Regions from separate parts of the Homo sapiens genome. Here region 1 is linked to region 2. The links are chromatin contacts, found by Hi-C in ENCODE. All regions are on one chromosome and are shown on one strand. Each heading gives the region's core, a stretch centred on a gene start or an enhancer-like site at or near the end of the contact. The rest is flanking DNA. Distances are from core to core; before and after follow the strand shown.

What was found. A loop is a pair of places that touch in the nucleus more often than their neighbours do. Pooled maps may share reads with other maps.
Region 1: a map with no recorded cell type shows a loop between it and region 2 (7-fold over the local background). The contact joins the enhancer-like site here to the promoter of HSPA13 in region 2. A Hi-C loop is called at or near these places in 3 of 37 single-sample maps with no recorded cell type and 7 of 50 pooled maps.

The regions. Positions count from the first base shown.
Region 1 is chr21:16,195,701-16,199,768 of GRCh38, forward strand. All of the region lies in intron 3 of MIR99AHG (mir-99a-let-7c cluster host gene), which reads left to right. Among named protein-coding and RNA genes, the nearest start is that of SNORD74B, 87 kb to the right of the region's middle. Within about 2 kb of position 1,656, at least 8 of the 41 ENCODE cell types and tissues checked have a DNase peak (open chromatin) inside an H3K27ac peak, as active enhancers do.
Region 2 is chr21:14,380,753-14,384,852 of GRCh38, forward strand. HSPA13 (heat shock protein family A (Hsp70) member 13) reads right to left here and starts at 2,394. Exons shown (of 5, transcript NM_006948.5): 1 at 2,343-2,394; 2 at 451-791. The coding sequence starts at 2,367. LOC105369304 (a long non-coding RNA gene) reads left to right here and starts at 2,014. Exons shown (of 2, transcript XR_007067924.1): 1 at 2,014-4,100. RefSeq lists enhancers at 2,101-2,410, 2,801-2,930.

The DNA of each region.
Region 1 (4,068 bases), core at 406-2,905, 1.8 Mb after region 2:
CATGTGCTTTCACCCTGTTGATCTGATGAAATATAGAGGTCTGTGTGGTTACTTCGTGCGTCACATTCATTTAAACTTTTTAAAGAGCAGCTGCGTAATACAAATTTTGTATACTCACTTAAAAAATAAAATTTACTAGAGTAGGCTCTTGTTTTTGGAGACTTATACATTCTGTTTGCTAAAGTAAACTAAGAAACTGAAAAAATATATTGGAGTTAGAAGCTCCAAAACTCTTCAAAGGGAAGAAAGCTTTTAAGAAAAAAATGAATGTGCTTTCAGTTATAAGGCAATTTTGAAGCATTACTTAGCTCTCTTTTGCAAAGATTTAAGGAAAAATCAACTGTTGTGGAACTAAGTAATAGGCTTGCCTTTATACAAAAATTATGTATAAAAAGAATAATTATTTTCCGAACTGTTTCTATGATTTGATACAAGCTTCCTTCAACAATTGCAAAATGTGACTGACAAATCCTTTTCTAAGAGAACAAGTTCATTATGCTCTCGTCACCTGTTACATTCATTCTCCCTTGCCCACATACACAGTTCCTAGCTGTTTATTAGTGCTGCAGGAAAGTGAAAATATTTTTTTTGAAAGAAAATGTCAAAGATTTTATTTGCATGAATCTTTTGAGCTTTAAAAAATTGTGGTCTTATCATAATTGCCCAAAGTGTTTTGTTAATAAGGTCTTTTGTTATTATCTTAATATGAATAGTCAGGAAAGGACATATAAATCATTTTGGATTTTCTTTCACTATATCTCAAGTAAAGTTAAGGTGTGGCTGAGGGTTTTTAAAAGGCCAAGAGATTAGACCTTTGAAAGTTTATCCTTTTTGTATAAAGATGTTTTAAAAAATGTTTACCACTTACCTATTCCCTCCAAATGAATGTAAAGACCAAAAATTAAAGGGAACTTTATTATTTTACTTGGTTATAAAGTCTAACCACAAGGCAGGAAGTTACTAGGCTTTGGAGAGACGCTACAAAAGAATGAGCTTCCCTCTAATGAAAGTACATAAATCGTGAAAAACTAAAGACCTACTTCTTAGTTCTCCTAACATTTAATCTTAAACTAGTAACGCCTGTCTTTTCTTTGTATATTTACTTATTGATTTGCTGCTGAGACAGAGGCATCTTTTAAAAACTGAAGTCAACCACATAATTTTAATACCATGATTTTAAGAAGGTGTATATTTTCTTATGTAAAGCTAGTCTTCCATAGATGTTTAGATTACGTATTTGATTACTAGGAAACAGTGGCTATATGGTCACAGATTAATATATGCTGATCTCTCTTATCTATATATAAAACATATATTCACATACAAACATAAACACATATCTTGTGCTTAGGCCTCTAACATCTTAAGGCAATGTCTTTTCCTCCTAGTTATGCACTTAGTTTTGAAGACATGTGTAGATGAAATAAAACGAAAGAGTCTTCTGACAAGTGTTCTGAATAAAACAAGAAAAAAAAATGCTTCACCAATGGTGTGAAGCGTAACACCAAGCGCTTGTTACAGAATATATCACTAGTGGGTTTGTTGCTTTTCTTATGTATTTATTACCATATTGATGATTACTTCTCCTTTGCCTATAGACCAGGTTGGTGGTGTGTGTGTGTGTGTGTGTGTGTGTGTGTGTGCACTTATGAGCTCACATAGGGATGAGAGAGTAGCCTGGACATGTGCCAGGGTTATGACACTCTTTGATTTACTTCTTCAGTTCTCTTGGTCACTAAATTTCAGGCTCTTCTGTACCCTTGTAGCAGTTGACAGCTGATACAGTGAAATCGTGCCTTCTCTTTAAGAGTACATATTATATCAGCTGCATTCTTTCAAATGGATTGAACAATTTATGTTAAAGATGATTTATTCCATCAAAATATAGAAAATAATCTATAGGACTAGATCCTATCATCCCAGACAAATTATGGGTCCTTAAAGACTTTCCTAGAGAGTAGCAGTATAGTTTTATTCTTCTTCTTACTGGGTAGAGAGCATAGAGTTTGTTCATCTTTCTAGACACTTTGATCTTCCTGAAATTATTTCCACAATTTTGATCCCACAAAGCACAAATATTGCTTTTTTTTTTTTTTTTTTTTTTTTTGACAGAGTCTTGCTCTGTTGCCAAGGCTGGAGTGCAGTGGCGGGATCTCGGCTCACTGCAACCTCCCCCTCCCGGGTTCAAATGATTCTTCTGCTTCAGCCTCCTAAGTAGCTGGGACTGCAGGCACCCACCACCATGCCCGGCTAATTTTTTTTTATTATTATTTTTAGTAGAGACGGGGTTTCACCATGTTAGCCAGGATGGTCTTGATCTCATGACCTTGTGATCCGCCTACCTTGGCCTCTCAAAGTGCTGGGATTACAGGCATGAGCCACAGTGCCTGGCACTGCTTCTTTTAACATTAGCTCTAATCTCTTTTTCTGGAACTCCATAATAGATATATGTTAAAGTTTCATAATATACATATTTCTTAAATTCTCTTTCACACTATTTTATATATCTATCTGTGCTGCACTTTTGGTGAATTACTGAGACATCTTCCCATTTACTAATTCTTTTTTTGACTATGTCCACTCCAGAATTTATTTTTTTGACAATGTTTTTCTTTTCTGGAAATTTTAATTGATTCTCATCGCCACTTCAAATGTTTTATTTCTACTTACTTTGTTACACATTGTATTGATGTTATTTCTTGTCTCTTCCAAAATCCTAGCATGCTTATTTTGAAGTTATTCTGAAACCGCTCTATTATTTTCATGTCTTCTGGAATAACTTCACTGAATGTTGTTTTTAAAATTTTGCTGGTGCCTTTTTATATCATTCTCTCATGGCTTAGAATTTTGGTTTTCAGGCTTAACTGGAATGAGAAGGATTTAAAAATTCTCTCTCTCTCTCTCATTGCTAGCCCTTCTGCACCATTCCTATTGTCTTAGTGTTGGCTCTGTACCCTCTCGTTTCCCAGTCTATAATCTCTGCTAATGGGGATATCAAAAACCTAGTCACTAAATCAAAGAGCAGTCTGTCCCAGGATGTGACTGTGAGATTATGGCTGCTTGCTTTGGCCTCCCCAAGAAAGCAGCTCTATGCAAGCCGTGGCTCCAGGAAAAGGGAGGTGTTAGTCAGTTGTTCGGCTTCCTCTTGTCTTACCTTCAGGTTTTAATCAGTAAGCTTGGCACTGATTATTACTCCCTGTGGGACACATGTGGCATCCAGTTACTTTGCAGATACAAGGATTGGCTTGCTTCTCATTCTAGACACCATCTGGTGCAGTGTACCTCACTTTGTGTTTATAGTTTATTTCTGGTATGTTTATCTTGTTTTTGACTATTACTTTTCTTTTATATCACCTCTTTTAAAACTTATCTATTATTGTTACATGTTGGAAGCAAAGGCACGGGGCTCAAACCATATTATTGCAATGCCATCTTGACAAGAGTTTTCAAAGCCGTGGGCTTTGGAATCAGAAAACTTGGTTTCAAATTCTGACTCACTTATGATCTATGTGTTACCATAAGCAAAGTCTTTAATCTATTATAAACCTCCTTTTCCCTTGCAAATATTGATAGTAATGCCTACTTCGTATGACTGTTGTAAGCATTGAATGTGAAAAGATGTGGAAAGTAGTTAGGCCTGTGCTTAAACATTCTGTGCGTGCAAATTCTGGAGGTGGAGAAAAAGCAATTAAAACCAAAACAAAACTAGATGTTACTGATTATGTAATTAACAAATGGTAATTGGAGTATCAAATAGACTTGCTTCTTGTATTCTGAGTGAAAGTAACACTATCATTTTTGATATCTAAAGCACATTTCTAAAGATGACTGCTGACTGCATGAGTTTCCACAGGTGGATCAAAGCTCTGTTACACTATCCACCTACACCATTCACCTAATTCAGAGAATCTTAATAAAATGAAAAGCATTCTTCAGAATGACCCTTTAGGTATGGTTCTCTAAATCCATGTCACTTAAGACAGATGGAAAAGAAGAGAGAAGTGGCATGAGAACATGCTTGTGGCTTGATGAATAGTAATATATATACCACCCAGGTTGGGTTTCTGT
Region 2 (4,100 bases), core at 1,144-3,643:
CTAATTAATAATGGAATAGTCATTCCACAAAATCATTAAAGATAATGACATGATCCTATTAATTATCCATGACATATTAAATAGCAAAAAATAGCACACCTGGTATGTTCTCTTTATATGTATATAAATATGTACACATACACACACAGAATATCTATCTATGGTACACAGGGCTTCATCAACCTTCCTGCTACCTTGAAAGAGCTAAGCAAGACATGCTGAGGATGGGACAGCAAGAAAATGGCAAGGCCTTAAGTACCTGTTAGCATTATGGAGTCAGTGATTAACTGATCCTATAGCTGCTGTGGAATTTCTGGTTATGTGAGATAACAGAACTTTCATGTATTAATAGATAAAACTAGACGAGATAGAATGTTTTGTGACATGAAGCCAAAGCATTAACTAAAAGAGTACACTAAAATTAATATAGATTTTAGATTAATCACTTACCTTAAATGGGTATCTGCCAATTTCAGCCTCCAACTCTTCTGCGGTAAAAATCTTGCCTATGAATCTTTTGGCATCATATATTGTGTTTTGAGGATTTGAATCTGCCAGCTCTACGCTTTCATATCCCACATATACATCATTGTCAGTAAAAGACACCATGCTGGGTATGCTGATATGCCCATTTTCATCTGGAATCACCTTTACTTTTCCTGTGCCAGGAAAAAACACCCCAACAGAACAATAGGTGGTGCCAAGATCAATACCAATCACTTTAGGAGTAGGCAATGGTAAATACTGTTGTGCCAAATAGCCGGCCAACAGGAGAGTCAAAACAGCCGATCCTGAAATAAAGGAAAATTAAAAGATGTATTTTATCAAACTAGTACAATGTACTAAATTACTGTAGCAAAGTCCCTTTAATATCACTCGTTGAAACAAGGCTAAAAAAGACAAATTTCAAAATTTTTTATAGGACTGCTGATAGCACTCCTCTCAGACAGCAAGTTTTTCAAAATGTAAACTGGTTATAATAAAATTTAAAATGAAGTAAACACAAACAACAAAAAACCCTATAACTGTATGTTTGTGTCATTCTCTAATAAATGTAATAAAATGTAAAAATATTTCAATAATATTTGTGCAGATGCTGACAAGAAACAACATTTATCTGGAGCAAAAGCCAGATATAATCTAATATTCTTGATCAATTGATATTTAGATTTTACAGCTTTATAAAAAGCTTCGATTATCTTTTTTTAAAAGCTCCATTATTAAAATTCTCACAAGAAAAACTTTATTATTTTATAAGTCTAAAATTCTCTCCTCGTATCTCACCTCCTTTTCCCTTTCAAAAGGATGAAATGAATAAATGGGATAAAATGATTTTGAAAGTTCCTTAGATATGAAACTGTCACTTCAAAACAGAACACAGTTAACTTTTTATGTATTTAAGTATGAACTAGGGACTTCCTTCTTGCAGTGGTAATATTTAGGGGAGAAGAAGCATAAAGGTGGGCAACCCTGACGGCAACATCTATGAAAGCTTCTTGAAGACAAGTTTCGTTCACTGTTGTATCCCCCAGACCAGGAATAGCAGATGCCCAACAAATACTAATTTAAAAAAAAAAGAAAAAAGAGTAGGAACAAATGCCACGCAGATTGTAAACATAAGCGAAGAAAGATGCCCCTTTAGTTTTTAATGAATCTCGTATTTGGTATCAGGAGGCTGTGTTATACACCTGTGTCCGCTCATATTACATATGACCCAAAACATGAATTTTCAGGGCTCTGTGTTACTAATTGTTAGCTCATCCTCATCAACACATAACTCAAAGAAATAAAACCAAGTGCGAATCCCACTTTCCACTTCCAGCTACAGGCAACATTTCAGAAGCATTTCATCACCTTGGAGACGCGGGGTGGGTGTGTGTGTGGGTGGGGGATAGGTAATTCCAAACCCGATGTGATGGAAAAAGCCTCCAAATTCAGCATCCCTGAGCCGACAGATCCGGATGTAGCTCCTCCCCCTTCCTCCACAAAGGGGTCCTGGAGGTGCACGTTCTCGCAGCCTTCCATAGCTTGCCCCAATTCAACAGGCAATTCAAAAACCTAGGTGCTGTTGAAAGGAACGCCTCCCTAAGCCTGATGTCCCTGGGATGGACACAGCTGGTCGCCGTCTATCCTACCTTGGCCTGCAGGGGCCGGGGCCCTCCTAGAGGCGTCCCCGCCCCCATCCACTCCGAACAGCCGAAAACCGTCTCTAAGTCACCTTTCTGACTCCCCTTCCGCTGCTCCAGCTAGATCCAGGAGGTGAGTCAACCACCCCTGCCCACTCTGGCATCCTCAGATCGCCTCTACGCCCGCAAGAGCAACAAGGACCCCCGGGAACCCACCTAAGATCGTCATCTCTCTGGCCATCACAGTCCCGCCGAACAGGCTTGTGATGACTGTACCAGACGTGAGGCACCGCCCCCACTCCTCCCGGCAGTCCCGCAGCCCCCTGGGAAATGTAGTCCGCTTGCTCTGAGGCAATCGGAGAAGCTATCGCTCTGACCAAAGCAAGGACTTCATCTACCGTGAGGGCGCGGGGCAAAGAGCCTCCATTCAACCGCTGCCAGTGACGACTGAGTCCCCCTTCCACGCAACGGCCGGCAGGACCAGTGAGACTGAGGGGGAGGAGCGCCGTGGCGAGAGACTGGCGTTTATAATCAAACCTGTGGTCCCGCGATCCTACTTGAGGGAAAACAGGCTATCTCTTTAGCCCCGCCCCGCGCTTTGCATTCTGGGAAGCGGAGTTCCAGCCTTTCTCTTTCCGCGGGAGGGAATGAAAGGGAGGGTGAGAACCGTTAGTTATTTCTTTCTTTGGTCGTGCCCCTAATCAGGTCCAGGATTCGAGTTTGTGTTCTTTCGTTTTAATTCCTTTTAAAGCGCGTTCGTTTGCCTGAGATCTAGCTTCTAGATGGCGTTCCTATAGCCTCCCGGAGCCCCAGCCATCCTCCGTAGAAGGGTCCCTGCCGCAGTGCGGGGCCTGAGGGAAGTCGGCTCTGGCGTCCGTGCTCCAACGCTGGGAGCAGCCCTGAAACTCCAGTGACCCTCAGCCGTCTGCCTTTGTTTTGGGATAAATGAATTCAAGCATTCTTCAGTCAATTCGATTTATCCAAGGGATCAGGGACACATTTTCTCTATTGCTAGCACTGACGTGGGCCATTAAAAACAAAAACAAAAACGAAATTAAAAAGAAAACCCTTAGCTCTCTCTTCAAGTAAGTCTTAAGTGGCCAAAATTGACCTTATGGGCAAGTCCTGTAACGTGACAGCCATTTTAGGACGCTTGTGACATGCTGTTCAGGTTCTAGTCTGAAGTAGGATTTTTCTCGCATCTTGGTCACTGGTAGCACTTAATGACTCCTCTGAGAGTGGTTTTGTCATTTTTGCTGTTAGAGTTCACGATAACTAAGATCCTGGAGAATTGAATCCATTTTCTCAGCTTAGATATAAATCAAACCATCCCTGTTGACAACACGTCAGCCTGCTGTGGGAATACATTGCTGGTTATTTCTGACTTATCAATGTGAATTTTGATTATGGAAGCTGAATTCTGGTTGATAGGGATCCATTGTAATGTTCTCTCTACTTTTGCGCATTTTTAAGTATTTCATAATGCGAAATATAAAAAGTGTGTGTCTATAGTGAGTGCTGTTCAATAAGATTCTTATAAGGAGTGAAGAATTCAAGCACTTAGTTCTTAAGTATTACTTGTAATGGGCAGTGGGCTGGAGGTGTTCCAGGCAGACGGAACTCAATTACCAAGAGCACAGAAGCAAGAGATCATCTATTCCATAGATTAGAAAGTGGTGGATCATAAAGCATGAGGTAGAATTCTGAGAGACAGAACTAGAGACTTAAACCAGATTAAGATTAGCCGTCTGTGACAAGCACTGGTCATTGGGATTCTCCCTGCCACTCACTCCTTTCTCCTTGCTAACAAGATCCTGATTTGTTCAAGAAGCAGGTAAAGATTATGTGATCTCAGAGTAGAAGGCCTTTAGAATTAAGATTGAACTAAATAGGTTGTATTCATTTTCTATTTCTGCCTTAACAAATTACCACAAATTTAGTGTCTTAAACCAACTCAAATCTATTATTTTTACA